Regions from separate parts of the Homo sapiens genome. Here region 1 is linked to region 2. Evidence: chromatin loops called from intact Hi-C (ENCODE). Cell type or tissue: heart left ventricle. All regions are shown on one strand. Each heading gives the region's core, and the rest is flanking DNA. Links, peaks and the distances in the headings are about the cores only.

Region 1 (10,386 bases), core at 1,623-9,622, 170 kb before region 2:
GAGGCACTGAAAGAACATTCTTCAAAATAATAAGAGCCATCTAAGAAAAACCCATAGCCAACATCACACTTAACAATCAAAAGCTGGAAGCATTCCCTCAAAAACCAGAAGACTAGGATGCCCTCTCTCACCACTCCTATTTAACATAGTACTGGAAGTCCTAGCCAAAGCAATCAGGCAAGAGAAAGAAATAAAAGGCATCCAAATAGGAAGACAGCAAGTCAAACTATCCCTGTTTGCAGACAATATGATTCTATATCTAGAAAACCTCATAGTCTTGCCCCAAAAGCTCCTTGACCTGATAACTTCAGCGAAGTTTCAGGATACGAAATCAATGTACAAAAATCAGTAGCAATCCTATACACCAACAACATCCAAGCTGAGAGCCAAATCAGTAACATAATCCCATTCACAACAGCCACAAAAATAATGAAATGCCTAGAAATACAGCTAACCAGTGAGGTGAAAGATCTTTACAATGAAAATTGCAAAACACTGCTCAAAGAAATCAGAGATGACACAAACAAATGGAAAAACATTCCATGCTCTTGGATAGGAAGAATCAATATTGTTAAAATGGTCATATTGCCCCAGGCAATTTACAAGTTCAATGCTATTCCTATCAAACTACTAATTACATTCTTCACAGAATTAGAAATAAATATTTTAATATTCATATGGCACCAAAAAAGAGCCCAAATAGCCAAGGCAATCCTAAGCAAAATGAACAAAGCTGGAGGCATTACAATACCTGACTTCAAACTATACTACAGGCTACAGTAACCAAAACCGCATGGTACTGATACAAAAACAGACCAATGGAACAGAATAGAGAGCCCGGAAAAAAGGCCACATATCTATGACCATGTGATCTTCAACATAGCTGACAGAAACAAGCAATGGGGAAAAGAATCCCTATTCAATAAATGGCACTAGGATAACTTGCTAGCCACATGCAGAAGATTGAAACTGGACCCGTTTCTTATGCCATATACAAAAATCAACTCAAGATGGATTAAAGACTTAAATGTAAAACCTAAAACTATAACCACCCTGGAAGATAACCTAGGATATACCAGTCTGGACACAGGAGCTGGCAAAGATTTCATCGCAAAGATGCTGAAAGCAATAGCAACAAAAACAAAAACTGACAAATGTTACCTAATTAAATAAAGAATTTCTGCATACAAGAAGATGACTATCAACAGAGTAAACTGACAACCTACAAAATGGGAGAAAATATTTACAAATGATGAATGTGACAAATATGTAATATCCAGCATCTGTAAGGAACTTACATAAATTTATAAGCAAAAATCAAACCACCCCATTAAAAAGTGGGCAAAGGACACGAACAGACACTTTTCAAAAGACATACACGCAGCCAACAAGCATATGAAAAAACGCTCAACATCACTAATCATTAGAGAAATGCAAATCAAAACAAAAACGAGATACCATCTCACACCAGTCAGAATGGCTATTATTAAAAAGTCAAAAAAGTAACAGATGCTGGCAAGGTTGCAGAGAAAAGGGAACACTTGCAGAATGCTGGTGAGAATGTAAATTAGTTTAGCCATTGTGGAGAGCAGTGTGATGATTCCTCAAAGACCTTAAAACAGAATTACCATTCAACCCAGCAATCCCATTACTGGGTATATACCCAAAGGAATATAAATTATTCTACCATAAAGACACATATACACGTTTACTGCAGCATTCTTCATAATATCAAAGATATGTAATCAACCTAAATTCCCATCAATGGTAGACTGGATAAAGAAAATGTGGTACATATATACCATTAAATACTATGCAACCATAAAAAATAAGATCATGTCATTTGCAGCAACACGGATGGAGCTGGAAGCCATCATCCTAAGCAAACTAACACAAAAACAGAAAACCAAATACAGCATATTCTAACTTATAAGTGGGAGCTAAACAATGAGAACATATGGACACAAAGAAGGGAACAACAGACACTGGAGTCTACTTCAGGGTGGAGAGTGAGAGGAGGGAGAGGATCAAAAAGCTACCTATCAGGTACTATACTTTTTACCTGGGTGACAAAATAAACTGAACACCAAACTCCTGTGGCATGAGTTTACCTACATAAACCTGCACATGCACTCCTGAACCTAAAAGTAAAAAAAAAAAAAAAAAAAAAAAACTGCCAAAGAATTAGGAAAAAATCACTTCCTACCAGGAGGACCCAAGAAGAATACATAAGTGTATTCATAAGTGTACTTTGTATTCACAGAAGCATATATAAAGCTTGCCTTTGAAATTTAGAAACTTAACACCTATGGCAATGTGGTAGCTCAGTTTGGCAAAATCACTGAACTTCTCATAGATTAATTATAAAATTTCTGAGTCACTGAGTACTATAGCTCCTGTATTTCGCTGTATTTCGCTATACCTCCCACTAGAAGCAATGCCAAATCCATTTCAGTTTTTAAAACAAAGATGTCTCGCCATCCTACCACTTATGTATCAAGTTAATATATAGCATATTCCTTATGTAATACATGTTCAGAAAACAATAGAAGGCAAAACATCTATAGCTGCTTTACGTAATCCAAAGCTTTCTCTAGGAATCACAGGTTCTTGGCTAGCTTAAAGATTAATGCTTTTCTATAAAACTAACCTGAAAGCCTGCAAAGTTGGGAGATTCCATTTGATGAAATATTAAACTATAACATTTTAGAATTATGAAACACTTTTTATACATTGATAAAAAGAAAAAATTCAAAATACTCTTTTTAATGTTATCACAACTCCAACAGGATGTACCAAAAGCATTTCAAAATGAAGGTAACAATAAGAAAACTAGAAAAGCAAAGACATAAACATTTGCTGTTGTCAAAACCAAGAGATCATTTTACTTTGTACATACATCTCTAATCTCTAGAAATCTAATATATAAGGGTAATTTATTAACAGCAAATGTAAACTATATTATAACGAATAACTTGAGAAACAAACCTGTTGTGAGAATCCACAGAAGAACTGGTACAAAAACTGTGGCAAAATGAAACAAAGGTTCTGAAAAAAAAAAATTAAGACAAGGATTAACATTTTCACTTAATCAACTTGCTAAACTAAAATGGGAAACTATATTCCAAATAGTTTATAATTATTCCTAAATCCTTCTAATGTCAGAATGCAATAAACCTCTATTCCACAGACATAAGGAAACAACTAAAACAATGATTAATTCATATTAAGGCCAACTTTTGCCCTATCAAGGCAGAAGAGGATCTTATTTACTTTATGAGAATCTGTTGCTGTCCTTCTTCCAGGAAATAAATGAGCTCCTCCAATATGAACACCTAATGATACTGTATCTTTAACACCAATTAGATTTGCAAATCATATAGTAGACTGACAATGCTGTAAGTGTACATTTAAAGTCAATTAATGCCAATAAATAGTTGGGAAATTATTATAGATTATGTTGACACTAACAATATCAACTAACGCTTTAATGCCTTTATTACTACCTCATCAAACAATCAACATATCATTACTGAGCATCTACTACACACAAAGGTGGCACACAGATGATAACAAAAAAAGAGTCAACTTCTTTTTCCTAAGTCAGGGCTCCCCCGCCCCTCCCCCGAGGCTGCACAGCAGGAGGTGAGTGGCAGGCAAGTGAGCATTAGGGCCCGAGGTCTCTGGTGCCAAAAAGGTTGGGGACCACTGTCCTAAGGGACTTATTATTTAATTTGAGAAATACTAAAAAGACAAGCAGAAAAGAAACACAAGCTGGGAATTCATAAGGTAGTAAAAGCTACTAAGTGTGATTATAAAATACTGAAAGTAATGTCTTTAAGCAAAACTACCAGCACGAGAATTTTCAAATAAGTGCTATCCTTCAAAGCAGGCTGTGAGCTTTTTTACTGTTACTTGGTCATGATGTCTCTGAACTTCTCTTCAAGAAGCCCCTTCAAGAGCCCACTTTCCAGTCATGCCAGAAAACCAGTCTCCTCCCTTCTGTCAGCTAATTTCTCCAGAATTAGCTCTAGGAGACTTGAGACTGTTTTTAAAAATCAAATGCAACCTCAAAAGATGAACATCTACCACAGCTGAGGATATTTCGATCAATGTACTACTGGCTCTGGAGGATGTTTCTAAAGAAATGAGCTCAACAGGTTTTGAATTGCCCCTGCAGCATGAGTCAGAGCTCCCAAGGTCATCACCTGGAAAAGCAACACTCATTTATACATTATCAGTTCTGGTACAATGCAAAATATAGTCCATAGTATTCCTAGAGTCACAGTTTATGAAAAAAATAAGTGTTCTGAGGTTGAAGCAGGTAGAGCTCAGTGGGGATCATGGGGATGCTCCATTGAGAAGGGAGAGCAGGTATCTACCTCACCCACCAGAATGTAAGTCTCATGAGAAAAGGGACACTGCCTGTCTTATTCCATGGTGTATCCTCAAGCACCTAAAACAGGCCTTGGCACATGGTAACACATTTAAAATATATTTGTTCACCGATTGAATAAACAACTTAGAACTCGAACTATGAATAAAGATGAATAGGACATGTTGATGGCAGGAACCAAGGCAAGAATGTATATATTTTAAACTTATATGGTAAGACAGGGTCACACTGTGGGGTGCATTAAAAGCCAGACTAAAGCTGAGACGGTGGAGAGTAAAGGTTCTAAGGGACAAGTTGAAAAGTGGCATTCTTTAAACACTAATCTAGTTGAATTATGTAAGGAGGATTAAATGGAGAAACAGAAGGCAGGAAGACCTGTCACTGAAGTACTCCGGGAGTGGGCAATAACAATTTGAAGATGCAATGGCGAGAGGATGGAAAGACTTCTCAGCTCAGCCAAATAGAGTTGAAAATTTTAGAAATCCTCTTCGCACAAAAGATAGTAATAAAAAAGAAATACTGCTGAGTCAGTAACCAAGATGATAATGGGCCTAGAGATACTAACGAAGACAGAGGATATCATCTACATAAATAACCACTGGTCAACATTTGCCATTTTAACGCTTGTTTTGCTCTCCTTAACAGAGCATTCCTTCCATCTGGTGGCAGTTGCTTAAATTGCAGGCCAAAACTCAAAAGAGGCAAAATAAGCCTCTGAAATAGGTTCAGATTACTAGGCAGATCTGTATGACAAATCTTCAAGGGATCTCCTACTAGGTGAAGGTCAAGAGAGAATAACCCTTTATTTCCATGAGCTGCTGTTACTGGGTGCAAGGCCCAAAAGACCCTAACTGTGACACATAAAAAGTCCTGGATTTGGAGTAAATGAATCTATGGTGGAACATCTAGCTCTGTCACCTCCTGGATGGAAAGCCAAAGGCAAGTTATACCATCTCTCTGAGCTCTACTTTCCATGTATTTTAAATGGAGATACTACTACTTGACTCATAGGATGTTTGTGAGGATTACATTTTTTAAAAAGTGATTTTGTGAACTCACAAAATACCTTACACATATTGGGTTACCATCATCATTATCATCATTTTCCTCCTCCACAGTGTTTGGCCTGGCTACCAGCAGATACTGGCTACCAGGGTCTTAGAAAATTTGTGAAACTGGGTTCATAGTTTTATAAATATGTATTTTCTTTAAATATAAAGTTAGTAAGAAAGACCTAGGGTTGACTATAGACAACTGACACACAAAATCAGGTGCTGAGCTTTAACTCTTATAAAATATAGGGTATGAAATTCAAATATCATAACTACTTGAATTATATACTAAATACTATATGATTTGAGTAGTTGGAAGATGCACTAAATACTCTACCTACAAACTAGAATCTAATTAAGAAATTTGGTAAATTCTATTCCCTGGTAGACAATAACAAGTATGCAGACTCAGTCTAACGTATACGCTAATGCTTGGTGATAAAACGGAAACCAAGGTATTGTTGAGGAAACTACTTCAGTGTCCAATATTGGGGATTTGCAATGTTGCACAATTATCATGTTTTGGAAGAATATTAAATTGGGTGAGAAAAATGTTCACAACATAAATTAAGTGAAAAAGGCAAAGTGCAAAGCAATATGTATTATACCAATACGTACAAGGTTTCTTTTGGAAATGATAGAAAAGTTTTAGAATTAGACAATGATGATGGTTGCACATCATAGTGAACACATTATAAGTAACTGAATTATACACTTTAAAATGGTGAATTTTAGGCCAAGCATGGTGGCTCAAGCTTGTAATCCCAGCACTTTGAGAGGCTGAGGGGGGCAGATCACTTGAGGTCAGGAGTTTGAGGCCGGCCTGGCCAACATGGTGAAACCCTGTCTCTATTAAAAACACAAAAATCAGCCAGGTGTGGTGGCATGTGCTACTCGGGAAGCTGAGGCATGAGCATCATTTGAACCCAGGAGGCAGAGGCTACAGTGAGCCGAGATCGCGCCACTGCACTCCAGCCTGAGCAACAGAGTGAGACTCTGTCTTTAAGAAAATTTTTCTTTAAAAAAAGGTGAATTTTGTTAAATTATATCTCAAAAAAATTGTAAAAACCTCAATGTAGTGTATAGTGTATAAAAGTATAAAAAAAGTACATATGTTAATTTGTACAGACAAAAGACCAGCAAGGTCACATATCAAAGTGTTACCACTGGTTCTCTTGGTTGACATGCTTATAGACAATTAGAAATGACTGCAAAAATTTCATTTTAGAAAATTTTTATTTTTGTAGAGACAAGGTCTCATATTATTGCCCAGGCTGGTCTCAAAATCCTGACCTCAAGTGATCCTCCCGCCTTGGCCTCCAAAAGCACTAGGATTACAGGAATGAGCCACTACCAAGCCAAAATGTTCTATTTTTTGATTGGTGTAATGGTTACATGGATGTATACATTTGGCAAAACTCATGGAACTGTACACTTTTGATGAATACACTTTATTGTATTTAATTTACATTTCAATAAGGAGGGCTTAAAAATTCCTATCAAAAATTTTGCATCAAAAGGCATTTCTGGTTTCTGATTCATCCAATAGACCACCTCTGCTTTGTTGACTGCAAATTTCAGTATGAGATATCAAAAGCAGCATTAAAAAAAAAAAAGGAAGAACAAAACCATGACCAAGCTGAGCCAATGCTGGATTAAAAAGAAATTAAATTACATATATTTTATCACATACCTTATAGAAGAAGTACTGTACAAGGTGTGCTATTCTCACATAATATAGATGTCCATGAGCCAACAGCAGTTTCTTTAAGTGTTTAAACTTTGGAACAGAATAATCGCTATTCCTAGCTGCTTGGCGACCTTCTTTGCCTTTAATACCTAAAAGAGAGTATCTCTATATGGTGAGCATTTTCTAGAATAAATGACTCCCTGATTTATCTTCACAGTTTCAACTTGGTTTAATGTTATAGTTCAATTCTATCAATTAGTTTTCCTTTTTTAAAAACCAAAAGAGCTTTCTTTAACAGTGACACTGAGACTTACCAAATAATTTAACTAAGTTTAACTGGTAACTCCCTATTCGTAATACAGTATACAACAATTAAATAGAATCATTATTTCAATCATTACAAGGTAAAAATTATCTGAAGAAAAAAACTCAACTTAAAAATAATTAAGTCACTCAGTAAGTGCTTAATTGTGTATGACGCTAGACTAGGTGCTATATTAAGGGAACTCAGAAACCTGGGGTTTGTGGTCTAGGAGTTCAATGAGAAGACGGTGAAATTCTTTCATGTATGAAACCCTGACTAGCAGCGCAAGGGTTCTATGAGCTCGAGCAGCTTTAGGCCATTTGACACTTGGATAACCAATGAGTAGTACTTCAAGTTGCACAAGAAATAGGAATACTTCCAAATGAAAAGAACAGTTTGGGAACCTAAACTGCAGTACAATAATTCCCAAGATATGAATTCCATATCTGGCCCCACCACCCTGCCAAAACAAACAAACTAGCTAACTAACTTGCTGGGGAGTTAGTTGTGTTGCCTAATAGCAACCAGAGAAGGGAAAAAAAATGGTACAGGTGGTGGAAAAGCTGTTGTTGCATGTCAATATATAAATTCAACACTACAGCCCAAACCACCCATTAATACTGCCATGTTGAAAAACAGCCAACCAATTATCATTTCTTAGCCCCAAACAGTTGAGATGTCAAAAGATATAGTACAGCAACATAAGCAGGCAGTCTGGCCAGGGGCAGAAAATCAATAAAAATTTCATGCATGCTGTCAAAGTAAGAGCTAAACAATCAATTGTGCTGCCAGTAGCTTTGGGAAATTCACTCTACTTGGCTAATTGAAAAATATCCTTTAACTTTGTTACATTGCTACATTTCTACCATGGGGTAGGACCTTGGGATGGACATGTTGCATGATCAGATGAGGCCTCCATTTAATTAACAATTATCATTCCAAAATTCAAATTCAAGATGAGTAACCAAAACAGTCACTCTAGAATGTAAGACCACACTACCTAAAAGCAATACTGATACTTTTCACAGCTGCCATCTCATTAGATGTATCTTACCTATTCCCACATGGGATTCCAAGATCATACTAACATCATTGGCACCATCACCTATCGACAGAGTTATTGGGCTGCCTTTTAAATTCTTCACCATTCTGACAATCTAAATATTAAATACAAAAGAGGTGTAAAAAAGGTCAAAGAAGAATGTAAGACTGGGCTACTTTAGGGGTTTATGCCTCATTCACACTTGTAAATAGCAGCCTTGCAAACAGAAAGGTAGTTTGTGCATATACAGTCATCCCTCAGTATCCTTGGAGGACTGGCTCCAGGACGCTCGTAGATACCAAAATCCTCCTGCATACTTTAAATCATCTCTAGGTTTCTTTTAGTAACTAACTACAACGTAAATGCTATGTAAATAGCTGTCATACTGTATTGTTTTAAAATCGGTATTATTTTTATTGTTATACTGTTCGTTGTTTTAGTTTTATTCTAATATTTTCAATCCACAGTTGTTTGGATCTGTGGATGCAGGACCCATGGATACGGAGGGCCAACTGTAATATGTACAATAGTGTCAAATTCACAGATGCAGAACACAGCCATTCAAAATGTAACACCAGCACCCACTTGTCCTAGTTCTATGCATATATGAACTATCAAAAACTTTGCCTCTCATGCATATTAGAGGTCAATACATTTCCTTCTTTTTTCATTGCATCATGTGTTCTTTCAGATCAGATGTTGAATGTGTGACAGTAGAAGCCAGAAAGCTGATTTGGGGTAACATACATAAGGCCACCAGAACCAAGTAGGAAGTCAGAGAACAATGTTTTTGGTTACTTTCTACTCTCTCCTCCCTGCTGACACTCTCACCTTCCCTAGGAGCACATCAACCCTTATTCCAACTTACCTAATGTTAAATTATTGCACCTATCTGGATGCCAACTAAACTTTAATAAATCTCTCACTGCTCAATATGGTCTGACCTCTCCTACGAGTAGCTGTATTTTAAAAGAGGTACACTAAAGGGGTTGACATTTGCAGAAAGATGTCCAAGATATGTGTACAAAGCCTGTCGCTATTCCCTGAGTGTTTCTTCAAGATGTATAAATGTACTGAATAAAATGTTCATCCCTGGTATTAAAATACTTCTGCCTTGGGGTTCTCCAAAAACCTCCTGGCAGAGTTACTTGTGGGAAGTGCATTGGGTGATCAGCTGCCCTCTTACCCTATGTTTTAGATAATCACTGTTTGATGTGGCAAGCCACAAAACCCCTTGGAATCTAGCGGCTTAAAAAAAAATAATTTAGTAGCTAAATAATGCTTTGCAAAAATACTGTCCTCACAATTGTTCTGACCAGTTAACATAAATAAAATCCATTTTCAACATAACTGAAGTGATGAAAAATAATTCATGAGGCTAAGGCACCCTGCAGTTATTTCTTTAAATAGAATTCAATCAGGTTTTAGTTGTATTAAATAGTACAAAAAACCCCACATCCAATTCCACTTAACACAAAAATGATGTGACTATGAAATGCCAGCTTCCCCCAATCCCTCCCCTCAACTTGGTTCTTCTTAAAAACTTTACAGAAGACTGTCAGAAATAACCTGTAAGTGAAAGAATAAAAGACAAAATTAAAGAACCCAAACTAAATGTGTTTTTAATAGGCTACAATAATGGTTAACTAAGTGCACCTGTTATACTGTGTGCAGTAACGATTTGCACCTCAAGGAAAAAATACGCACCCAAGGTTTAGGGAAGGCAATAAAATTATCAAGGGTGACAGCTTCTGCATGAAAACATAGACTAAAAAGAGTAAAACTCTCCACTGTAGAAAGATAAAAGGATATACAATCATGGACCATAAAATCATGAAGGGATTTAGATTCGTAAACATGGACTTTTTCACTCAGCCCTAGATCAAATGGATTAAGACCTCT
Region 2 (10,386 bases), core at 1,258-9,257:
ACAAGAGTAAGACTCTGTCTCAAAAAAAATAACAATAAAAATAAAAATAAATAAAAGAAGGGGATATTTTGTGGCCGGGCTCATGCAGATGGCAGATCCTGGGACTTCTCAGCCTCTGTAACTGCATGATCCAATTCCCATAATAAATCTCAAAAAAAAGGAAAAAAAAAAAGATTATACTATGGTCAGTATAGCTTTCGGCATTAGATGTATTTATTCTAATTCTTAGAATACTAGTAATGTATACGGTATACCCCAACTAACAAGAACTCATTCTTTGCTCATTCTGCATAAGAGCGGGTTTACAATAATCACTATCTGTAAGTAAAGGTTATTATTTATGGGATACATACAAAAGTTGTTCTTTCAAAAAATATTTTACTGAACACCTACTAGGGACCAGGCACTGTGCTAGGAGCTAAGAACACACTGTGAACTGTCCCTGTCTAGGACAGCCTTTCTCAATTAGGGTTCCTTCACTCCAGCTGCGCAGGAAAATGTTAATTTATTACTAACAATGCATGTCCTAGGGCATCAGTGCCAATTCTCTCCATGTTGAGAAAGACTAGGGAGCCATACAAGTTAAAAGGCAATTATAACACAATATGATTTAAAAAAAAAAAGTTGCTTTTAAGTATGGTCAAGTTCAACTGCTAAACCTAGACCTCTATGAACAGCCATGTGGGAGCCGAGATACACAGACCATTTGTAATAGTTGTGCAAATGTAAAAATATTGCAATACATACATACAGATATATTTCTAAACACAGTAAAATAAAATCAATATTTTCCCGCTCGTCAATGTCAGGCCAGGATTATTAGTAAAGTGAAACAGAAAAAAAAAAATGTTTAATTACTCTGATAGTTTAAAGGGGAAACTAAAAACCTTCTTGCTCCTGGGGAAAAAACAAAGCAATTACCTGAACTATTTTCTTAATTGCCTCCATATATTGCTTCATTAGACTAGCCTTGCCTTGGACTCAAAGCAATAAATTAGCTACCTATTTCATTAATTCTTATTTTGTATTTTTTAGTCTTATTTTAAATTTCCATTCTTCCTTATGCAGTCTAATTTCTTCCTAGTCCTGGGCATCTTCTGTGTGATATTATGATTATATGCTACATGCTTTATGAAACCAAAGCAGTTTAAGGGCTTCTAGAATCAGAGATTTAAATGTACTCCAGTATTTCACACTCACAATTAAGCTTTCATGTATCAAAGGTCTAGAAATGCATACCTGTTAACTATCACTGACAAGCTAAACTGACAGCATCCTCTTGACCAAGCCCCCAACCTACTTTATCAAGAAATCTCTTATTTTGAATCTTTAGTATAAAATAATTTCATAAGCCAAAAAGAGGGGGGAATTGTTTTTAGACTTTCAATAAATCTTTAAACCCAAGAGAACACGTTACTATAGTCACTAGGAATTGCATTAAGAATAAAACAAGACAGGATAACATAAAAGTCCATGACCCTTAAATCTCAACTAGTCCAGACTTCTGATTAAATATGCCTTTGAAGAAAATAAATTGTACAGACAGAGTTATTATTACTTATTTACTGTATTTATGGAGATGTTGACTTGAGAACAGGTGGTGCTTTTATTGCACTCAGAGACATCCAACTCTTAAATCCTTTAGGACACCCTCTACATGCCTCAACCCTAAAATGCTATACACCAAATCCACCAATTTCTTTCCACCTCAAAACTGTCAAAAGGAAAGTCATAATTCATCAGAAAGAAAGGAACACAGTTATTAATGGCAAAGAAGTCAAGACCATGTATTTAAAAAAATACAATGAATCACTATTTTCTTTTAGCTTGAAATTGGAAAACTCGAAAAATAAATGGCATTTCAAAAATGATTCAGCAAACACAACTGAGCTATAGAAGATGATGCTTGTAAGAATCCTAAGGGATTCTTCCACGTCAGGTTTAAAATATAAAGGAAGCACTTCTCTAATATGTAGTCTAGTTTTCAATAACCAACAACTACAATCAACACCACTGTAATTTATTTCACAATCAAAACCAATATCAGACACGTACAGGTACACTAAAAAAACAACTCATTTTGAAAGGAATTCATAGCTCTATTTCTAAAATATTAAAACAATCATAAGACAACTCACAACCTTGACTACATCTATACTGCTGTGAAAGTCTCAAAGTTCCACTCAAATCTTTAATTCTAGTCTTCTAGTAATTCAAATGGAAGTACCCCTCAAAGAATTTGTCAGGCAAAAGAGGAGAACAGCGCATGGTTTACTGATCTAAGAGATGGAAAAATTGCCCCCCTCCCCCAAATTTTGAAGCCGTTTTTTAGCAATGATTATTTGATAGTAATTTTCACATTCAGTCCAACGGTATGCAGATTAATTCCTTGCCCTGGGCCTAGGGCTCAGACACAACTCCTAAGAACCTTCCAGCTTACCGCACTGGTACAAATTCCTGATACTTACCACAGTCATGGCTGCGCAGGAAAATGTGAACAGCTGAATATTCCAGCTGCAACAATAAGGTCAAAGCTCATTTCAGTATTAGCAAAAGTGATTCTCTGCTGAGATCTTGGTCGGGGATGCAAAGTACTAGCCTCAAACCTGCAGGCTGGCACCTCAACAACTGCTGCAAATTCTACTGCATGCCCTGGCTTCCTGGGCCAGCACTGCTTAATTACTAGACTCTGATACGATGCAGATCACTTTTCGCAAAAGGGAAGCAATGGGCTTTTAGACCAATACTTGAGTTGTTCGGTTTCAAATGTTCAAATCCTTAAAAAAAAAAAAAAAGGATTTCAACAACTTAAGTTTAATGATTTTATTATGATTCAGAGCCCAGTTGTTTTCCACCATAAGAGTGCCACGTGAAAAGATTATCCTTTTCCTAAATACAATTAGCTTTCATTGCCACCTTTCCCTTTTTGTCACCCCCACGCAACACTCCAAGATCACAAGAATCTATGTGAAACAGCTATTAAGAACAATACCCGCTTGCATTCTCAGGCTAAATGTGAGAAACCAATTTTAGTCACTTGCTTCAGCAAAGCTATCAGTACAAGCCATCACCTACGGATTTCAAGATGATTGATATGTACAACCTCTACTGCTCTATGCCACAGGTAATAATCTGTTCCAATTTCATACTGCATGTTCCTGGGTGGGGTCAACATTTAGAAAACCATTAACACAGCACTATTCTAAAAAGGGATGTGCAAGTATTACTTTTAGCCAGTGTACACTTGTGAAAGTTTCAAATGAAGGAAAAATGAGAGCAAATATATCCGATGTATGAAAAATGTTAGCAACGTTTTGATTAGGAATAATTGCATGAATAAAACCAAATCGACATGTTCTCAAAAGATATATTTTAAGGCAGGTAGAGGAAAGCACTCAGCTTTCAACCCTTTTTCCTAACTACAGAAAAATCAAAATTTGCAGATGAACCCTTTCTTCCACATCATTGGCAGAAATAAAATCCTATTCCCGCCACCACCTCTTGCAATTAAGGAAGTTGCTACAAATAGCAGCACGGAACGTAAATGGTCCTGTTTCGCTCCATTCTTAATGTACCCTCTAGGAGTAAACAGGTTACTCAAAAAAGTCAGTAGCCAGAAAGCGATTTTCCCTATGGCTAACTCCCATGAAAATGAAATTCCCTTTTCTGGGGATTCTGAAGGGGGTAAACGTGGACGGAGGAGTCCAGTCACAGTCCGCCTTCTCCCATGGGTTCAAGGTCTGGAGTGCTCAGTCCTCCGCGAGGCTTCAGACCAGAGATCGGCAGCACGGGCAGTGGCGGCGCAGCCTCCTCGCGGCTGCACATCCACCCGGCCCACCCTGACAATCACGCTCGCCTTTCAAACACCCTAAAGGTGAGCTTTGTAGGCTGGGTCTCCAAAGTTTGCCCGGCCTCCGGTCAGAAGCCGCCCGCTGGCTGAGCCCTAGGCAAGGCTGAGTCTTGCCCTAGTCTCCGGCTCCCTCAGCCCCCAGCTCTTCTTTTGGGCCACCGTGACAGGTCTAGGTTTACCTCCATGTGCTCGTGGCAGAGGAAACAAAAGAAAGCAACCTCCCTGAGAATAAAACGCCATCTTCGACTAATTGGCAAACTGAGGGGTCCCCGGGTCGGTCCCCCCACGAGTCCCCCCCACCACCCAGCCCGAAGGCGGCCCCCAGTTTCAGGCAGAGTTTGTAACAGCTCCGGGAAGCCCTGGTCGAATTGTCCTGGGGGCGAGGGTGGGATACCCCGAGAGCCCTACCTGCCTCCCCTCCCCGGCCGCCTGGGCACCGTGTTTCGGTGAAAAGGAAGAAGAGGGGTGGTGGTGTCTCCCAGAGACGTAACTGCCCCCTCAGAAAATTGTTGTGAGGGACCCGGCGAAGGGGCTGGCGAGCAAGCAAACCGGCACGCGCGGAGCCGCAGCGAGTGTACTTACAAAACGATTCAAGCTCCGGCGGAACATCGCGTCGAAGGCTGCCGGGCGCTGAGCTGGGCTCTACCGGGCTGTCTGGGAAGGCGCCGTCCACAAAACACACTGCGGCGTGGGCCGGCGGCGCCAAGCGGAGCAGCGAGGCGGGCGGCCGGGCCACCCGCTCGCCGCCTGCCCCCCTCGGCTCTCCGCGCTCCCCCGCCCCCCAGCCGCCCGCAGCCTAGCCGCCGCCCCGCCTCACTCGCGGCCCGCCCCCGGCCTGCCTGACCCGGGGGCGGCGGCCCCGCGGATCGCCCTTATCTGGCCCCGGCACCCCGGGCCGGCAGCTCGCGCAGCACCCACTGAGAAGGCGAGCCCGCCGCGCGGGGGAAGGATGGCGGAGGAGCGCGAGGCTCCTCCTGTGGGGAGGGGGCGCCCCCGTCTCTCCGCCAGCGCCGGGCTCGGCACCCCGCGGGATGCGCTCTTCCCCGACGCGGCACCACCGCCCGCCTCCCCGCTGGACTCCGCGGCCGCCCCCCTCGGGGCACGGGGAACCCTCCCGAGGCACCCCGCGCCTCACCTCGCCTCAGCCCGACACTACTCCCCTGTCTCTGTCGGGAGCCACAGCCTCCCTCGCCCCGGCCCTAACTCGTCCGCCGTGCCGCGCCGCGCCGTTTCGCTCGCAGCCCCTCCTCGGTCCGCGGCTGCCGCGCCGCCCCGCGCTCTGGTCCCGCACTCGGGCCAGGGAGCCTGGGTACAGCCAACCGGCCCGCCCTGAGCCAGCCGACGGCCAGACTCCCTCTTCCGGGCGTGGTGGAGCCGGGCTCTGAGGCAGGGCACCGTGAAGACCCCAGCGCGGGAGGGGCGGGGCGGGGTGCGAGGGGGGACTAGTTCTGAAAGCCCACCCTCCTCATCTGCACCGACGAGGGTTCCCCCTCGACCCTCGCGCCGCTGTACTCCCACCTACGCGGCTTTCCCTCCTCTCAGTCTTTCTCTCGTCCTGCCTGCCCACCTAAGCCTTCTTACTTCCACTTTCTCTGAGGTTGTAAAGTCAGGCTTTGTGTCGTTGCTGCTGCGCAGCGGGGCGGGATTTCCCTGACCCCCACCCCGCCCCACCCAGGCCCCTCCCGCTCGCCCCCTCCCCCTCCTTGCTCCCGGGGCAGCCTGGGAGTTGTAGTCCAACCGTCCCCCTACTTCGCCTGGTACCGCGGGCTGGGAGCTCCCCCACACGCTAGTCCCGGGTTTGCCCAGAGGGTTGAAGAAGGAAGCGCGGGCTGAACAGCGGGTTCTCCACGCCGGCCGGCTGGGTGTGGAGGCCGGGCGCACTCGGTAGCCTTCCTAGCGGTGGGACATGTGAGAAGGCTAAATTAGGCAAAGCTCCGAATCCTGGGAGCTTTCCCTGGAACGCAAAATGTGCGCATCAGGAAACCCTCTACACCCTCGGCCCCCAGCTTAGAGCTGGAATTTGCGAAACTTTAAAAATTACAAAAGAAAAGCGAGTCCAGAATTGCCACGAGGCTGGGCATCCCTCCCAACTACCACAACCCCACCCCTTTTCACCGCCCCTTAAGGCGGGGCCCAAGGCTGTTGGAGAAGAACTTGCAGATTCTTCTATAAAAGTCAAAAAGAAGGAAAGGGAGTTCAGAGACTCTTACACGAGTCTTCCGCCTCGCCGCGTTCTCCTGCCAGTTTAGAGCTGGGGACAGGGCCCAGCCACACCACAGGCCTTCCCAAAGGTCGCGAATAGGCCTTTACTACTAGGCATAGGCGCTTCTCCTTTACCCTCCGGAGTTCGGATTCATTTCAACAAACCTTTGCTGGGAATTTTCTTTGTACCAGGCACTGTGCCAGGGCTGGACACAGCGATTTCTTAAAAGACCTCCCCAACAGGGTGGTCGCAATCTGGTTGGGGGATACAAACAAGCGAAAATGCCACGTTAGAATTTAATAATAGCTAGAGTTCAAAGTGCTAGAGAAATAGGGGAGAGCGACATTGCATCTGAAAATGGGGTTTGGGAAGTTTTCCTAAAAGCCCTGGAGATTAAACTAGCCCTTGAAACGTGGGAAGGCTTTAGAGGGACCTGACTGAGCCCAAGGGGACAAAGTCCAGGGTAGAGGGAGAGGTCGGTGAAAAAGCGCAGGACAAACTAAGAAAGAGATCACGCTGTAGTGGCAGACGCCCAGGACGTGTAGGTAAGGGCGGCTCGAACGAAAGCTAAAATCTAAAACTCTTCAAAAACATGTTACGAAGTTTGAACTTCATTCTGCGATCAACGAGAAGCCCATCTCCCAATAAAATGCAAATGCAGGAGACCTAAGGTTTGTTCCCAAACTGTCCTAACTGCCAAGAAGTAAAACCAACCGTTTTCAATTCTTCCCCTCTTATGATTCCTTCTCTGCTCACAGTTGAGCCTGTATCTAATGATTTTTAAGATTTATGTTAAATTTATATTTATATTAATCAGATATTATGATATTTTATTGACAAAAGAGATCTAAAGTTTTGCTCTCTACTGCTTTAAAGATTTTCAAATAGAGTTATTTTCTAGCTTTCTAGCTTTACCTTTTTTTTTTTTTTTTTTTTGAGACAGTCTCACTCTGTCACCCAGGCTGGAGTGCAGTGGCGCGATCTTGGCTCACTGCAGCCTCTGCCTCCTGGGTTCAAGTGATTCTCGTGCCTCAGCCTCCCAAGTAGCTGGGATTACAGATGCCTGCCACCACACCCGGCTAATTTTTGTATTTTTAGTAGAGACGGGGTTTCACCATCTTGCCCAGGTCTCGATCTCCTGACCTCAGGTGATCCACCCGCCTCGGCCTCCCAAAGTGCTAGGATTACAGGCGTGAGCCACCATGCCCGGCCTCTAGCTTTACTTTTATTGAACACAGCAAATACTGTAATTTCTTCACTAGTTTATTTGTTGAACGACTGCTATGTGGCAGACATTATTCTAGATACTGGAATTGGGAGGTGGAGGAGGTTATTGTCTTTAGTTCTAGGTATAAGTCTAGAATTCTTACCAAAATACATCCTTATCAATAAAATAATAAACTAATTTAGACATTTGGGGATACAAGTGCTTGCTAGTGAATAGTAAATAATATCGTTCCAAATTCAATTCTGTTAAACAAGTGGAAAAAATGTACTTTGCTTATAGATTCAAACAGATCAACTTTAAAAAATATTAGAGACCTGAAATTTTTTTTTGTTTGCATTATGCTCTCATACATACCCATTGTCATGTTACTGCAGCCTAATCACAGGAATTTTAAGATTCCTCAAGATATAGCAGTATTGGGCCAGGCGCGGTGGCTCACACCTGTAATCCCAGCACTTTGGGAGGCCAAGGTGAGTGGATCACCTGAGGTCAGGAGTTCGAGACCAGCCTGGGCAACATGGTGAAACCCTGTATCTACTGAAAATACAAAAATTATCCAGGTGTGGTGGCGGATGCCTGTAGTCCCAGCTACTCAGGAGGCTAAGACAGGACAATTGAATCGCTTGAACCTGGGAGGTGTAGGTTGCAGTGAGCCGAGATCGCACCACTGCACTCCAGCCTGGGTGACAAGAGCAAAACTCCATCCCCACCCCCCAAAAAAGATATAGCAGTATTGTTGATTTTTATTTGTTATAATTCTGCTATTTATTCTCTCAATTTATTTCAATACGCCACCTATACTCATGGGTCCAGTCTAATTTGCTCAACTATAAAAATGCAATTCCAGGCATTTTTATGGGATTTTTATTCCAGGTATTTTTATGGGAGGCCGAGGCAGGCAGATTACCTGAAGTCAGGAGTTTGAAACCAGCCTGAACAACATAGCGAAACCCTGTCTCTACTAAAAATACAAAAATTAGCTGGGCGTGGTGGCACGCACCTGTAATCCCAGCTACTCGGGATCGGGAGGCTGAGGCAGGAGAATCACTCGAACCCGGGAGGTGGAGGTTGCAGTGAGCCAAGATCGCGCCAGTACACTCAAGCCTGGGCAACAGAGCGAGACTCCGTCTCAAAAAAAAAAAAATGCAATTCTGGGGGCAGGATGGCTCACACCTGTTATCCCAGCACTTTGGAAGGCGAAGGTAGGAGAATCGCTTGAGTCCAGGAGTTTGAGTCCAGCCTGGGCAACATAGCAAGACCTCATCTTTATTTTTTTTTAATGCAATTCCATACAAATCAAAATATACTCAGCAAAACATGAAATTATGCAAGGTGATTTTTTCTGTATCCAAACTCAACCTGAAATTAGAGCTACTCTCACACACATCCTTCAGAGTCACTCCTTTGTGAGTTTTTTTAAGACAAGAAAAAAGATTTTGGTTCTTTTTAGTGCCTCCTCACAGTTTCCAAAGAAAACCCAGGTGTTGTAGAAAGCTGTTGTCTGTGACTATGTAAAGTAGGCCCTCAGCCAGCATTTTCATTGGGACAACTCCATTGAACAGAACTGCAAAAATGAACTTCCTCCTGCCTAAACTGTCAGAACCCCTGAAACATAACACCACCTCTTCTGGTGGATCAGCTAACTGCAACAGAAAGAAGCCCCACAGGTAGGAATTCAGAGGAAACAGTCTTGTTTCTGTCCTTATTACCAACTTGACTAGATAATGCTTGCTACCTGAGGGAGAGAAGGGAAGGAGTGCTTTCTCAATCCTTTCAGTTCTGTTGCACCATTTCTGTACTAATTACCCAGGAGCTCTTCTTCCCTATTGTCCCCACCCCCAATCTTCCATACCTTCTACCTCAACCCCTCAGAAATCTCACCATGGCAAGTGAGCAAAACAACCACTAGAGCATAGGATGTAGGCCACACCTGTGACGAAGGAGCGCAAACTGCTTCTGGGATCTGTGGGTCGGTCAGCAATTCAAGTAATCTGGCAGGAGGGGAGCGGTGCGAAGGAGTCACTTCCATCTAATACCAAAAAAAGAAAAAAGAAGAAAGAAAAAATTGAGGCTGTTGTATTAGCATCTAAATCACCCCATCATTAGCAAATCGAAGGAATTCAACTGTCTGTCTGAGCTTCCAAACATATCTGGTAAGACTATCTTTTGCCCATTTGAAATTTATTTCCCCCTTTCAAGGCTAGCCTTGATGTTTATTTATGATCAGTTTTACCTGTATCTTCCTTTTGGGCCCCTCCAATTCATTCTGTACACTGCAACCACAGAAATCTATGGCAAGCAAGTCAGATCAAATCACTCCCCTGCTTAGGACTTTTCAGTAGCTTCCCACTCTCTTAGCATAAGTTCAAAATCCTGCCTTAACATCACCAACAAGAACCCTGAATTCTCTGACCTCTGCCTTCCCTCTCTAACCTCAGGTAGACGACTTTTCCTCTCACCAGGCTCTATCCCACGCGTCTGCTTACGTTCCTTGAGTTCCCAAAGCTCCTTCTTTCTTGACAGCTTTTGCACAGGCAACAGTCTCTGCTGGAACGCTTTCACCCACCGTTGCTATTCATCCTTCAGCTCTCAGCTTAAATGTCACTTCCTCAGATGACATCAGGGCTCCCTGTTATTGCCCTCCAAATAGCCCATATTAATTACATCCTAGGGTACTGACAGATGAGGTTAGTAATCATGGAGAATGGCAGAAGTCCAAAGGGACTGAGTGATTATCTAATATTGTCTTGTTTTTCAAAAAGAGGAAGAAGATATATTCTAGTAATCATAATATTGAAGGCAGGTAAGGTTCTATAACTGACCATTAAAAGGATAGTTTTGTTTTTTTAAAAATCACCGTGGAAGGGAAGAGGCAATCGCTAGGAGCCACAATAAGTTCACTGAGGTGAAGTTTGGCCTTCAAGATTCTGTAGAAATTACTTCTTTTTTTTTTTCGAGGCCAAGTCTCACTCTCTCGCCCAGGCTGGAATGCAGTTGCACGATCGTGGCTCACTGCAACCTCCGCCTCCCGGGTTCAAGCAATTCTCCTGCTTCAGCCTCCTGAGTAGCTGGGATTATAGGCACCCACCACCACGCCCTACTAAG

The links. A loop is a pair of places that touch in the nucleus more often than their neighbours do. Peaks named below come from ENCODE experiments on the same cell type or tissue, not always from the same donor. Only the 100,000 strongest peaks of a DNase experiment are listed, where the experiment ranks them.
Region 1: a loop joins it to region 2, with 2.2 times the contacts of the local background. A loop is called at or near these places in 6 of 110 quality-filtered maps.

Annotation. Positions count from the first base shown.
Region 1 is chrX:139,754,820-139,765,205 of GRCh38, forward strand. It overlaps ATP11C (ATPase phospholipid transporting 11C (ATP11C blood group)), which reads right to left. Exons shown (of 30, transcript NM_001353812.2): 21 at 8,497-8,599; 22 at 7,142-7,287; 23 at 2,989-3,048. Among named protein-coding and RNA genes, the nearest start is that of MCF2, 52 kb to the left of the region's middle. In heart left ventricle, for the core only: a CTCF peak has its summit at 5,057 (motif pointing left); no DNase peak of the experiment used is centred there.
Region 2 is chrX:139,927,584-139,937,969 of GRCh38, forward strand. ATP11C (ATPase phospholipid transporting 11C (ATP11C blood group)) reads right to left here and starts at 5,470. Exons shown (of 30, transcript NM_001353812.2): 1 at 4,433-5,470. The coding sequence starts at 4,459. RefSeq lists silencers at 4,497-4,656, 4,697-4,936 and enhancers at 5,717-6,066, 6,107-6,156. In heart left ventricle, for the core only: a CTCF peak has its summit at 5,647; DNase peaks (open chromatin) are centred at 4,548, 5,168, 5,568 and 5,988; H3K4me3 peaks cover 3,555 bases; H3K27ac peaks cover 1,973 bases.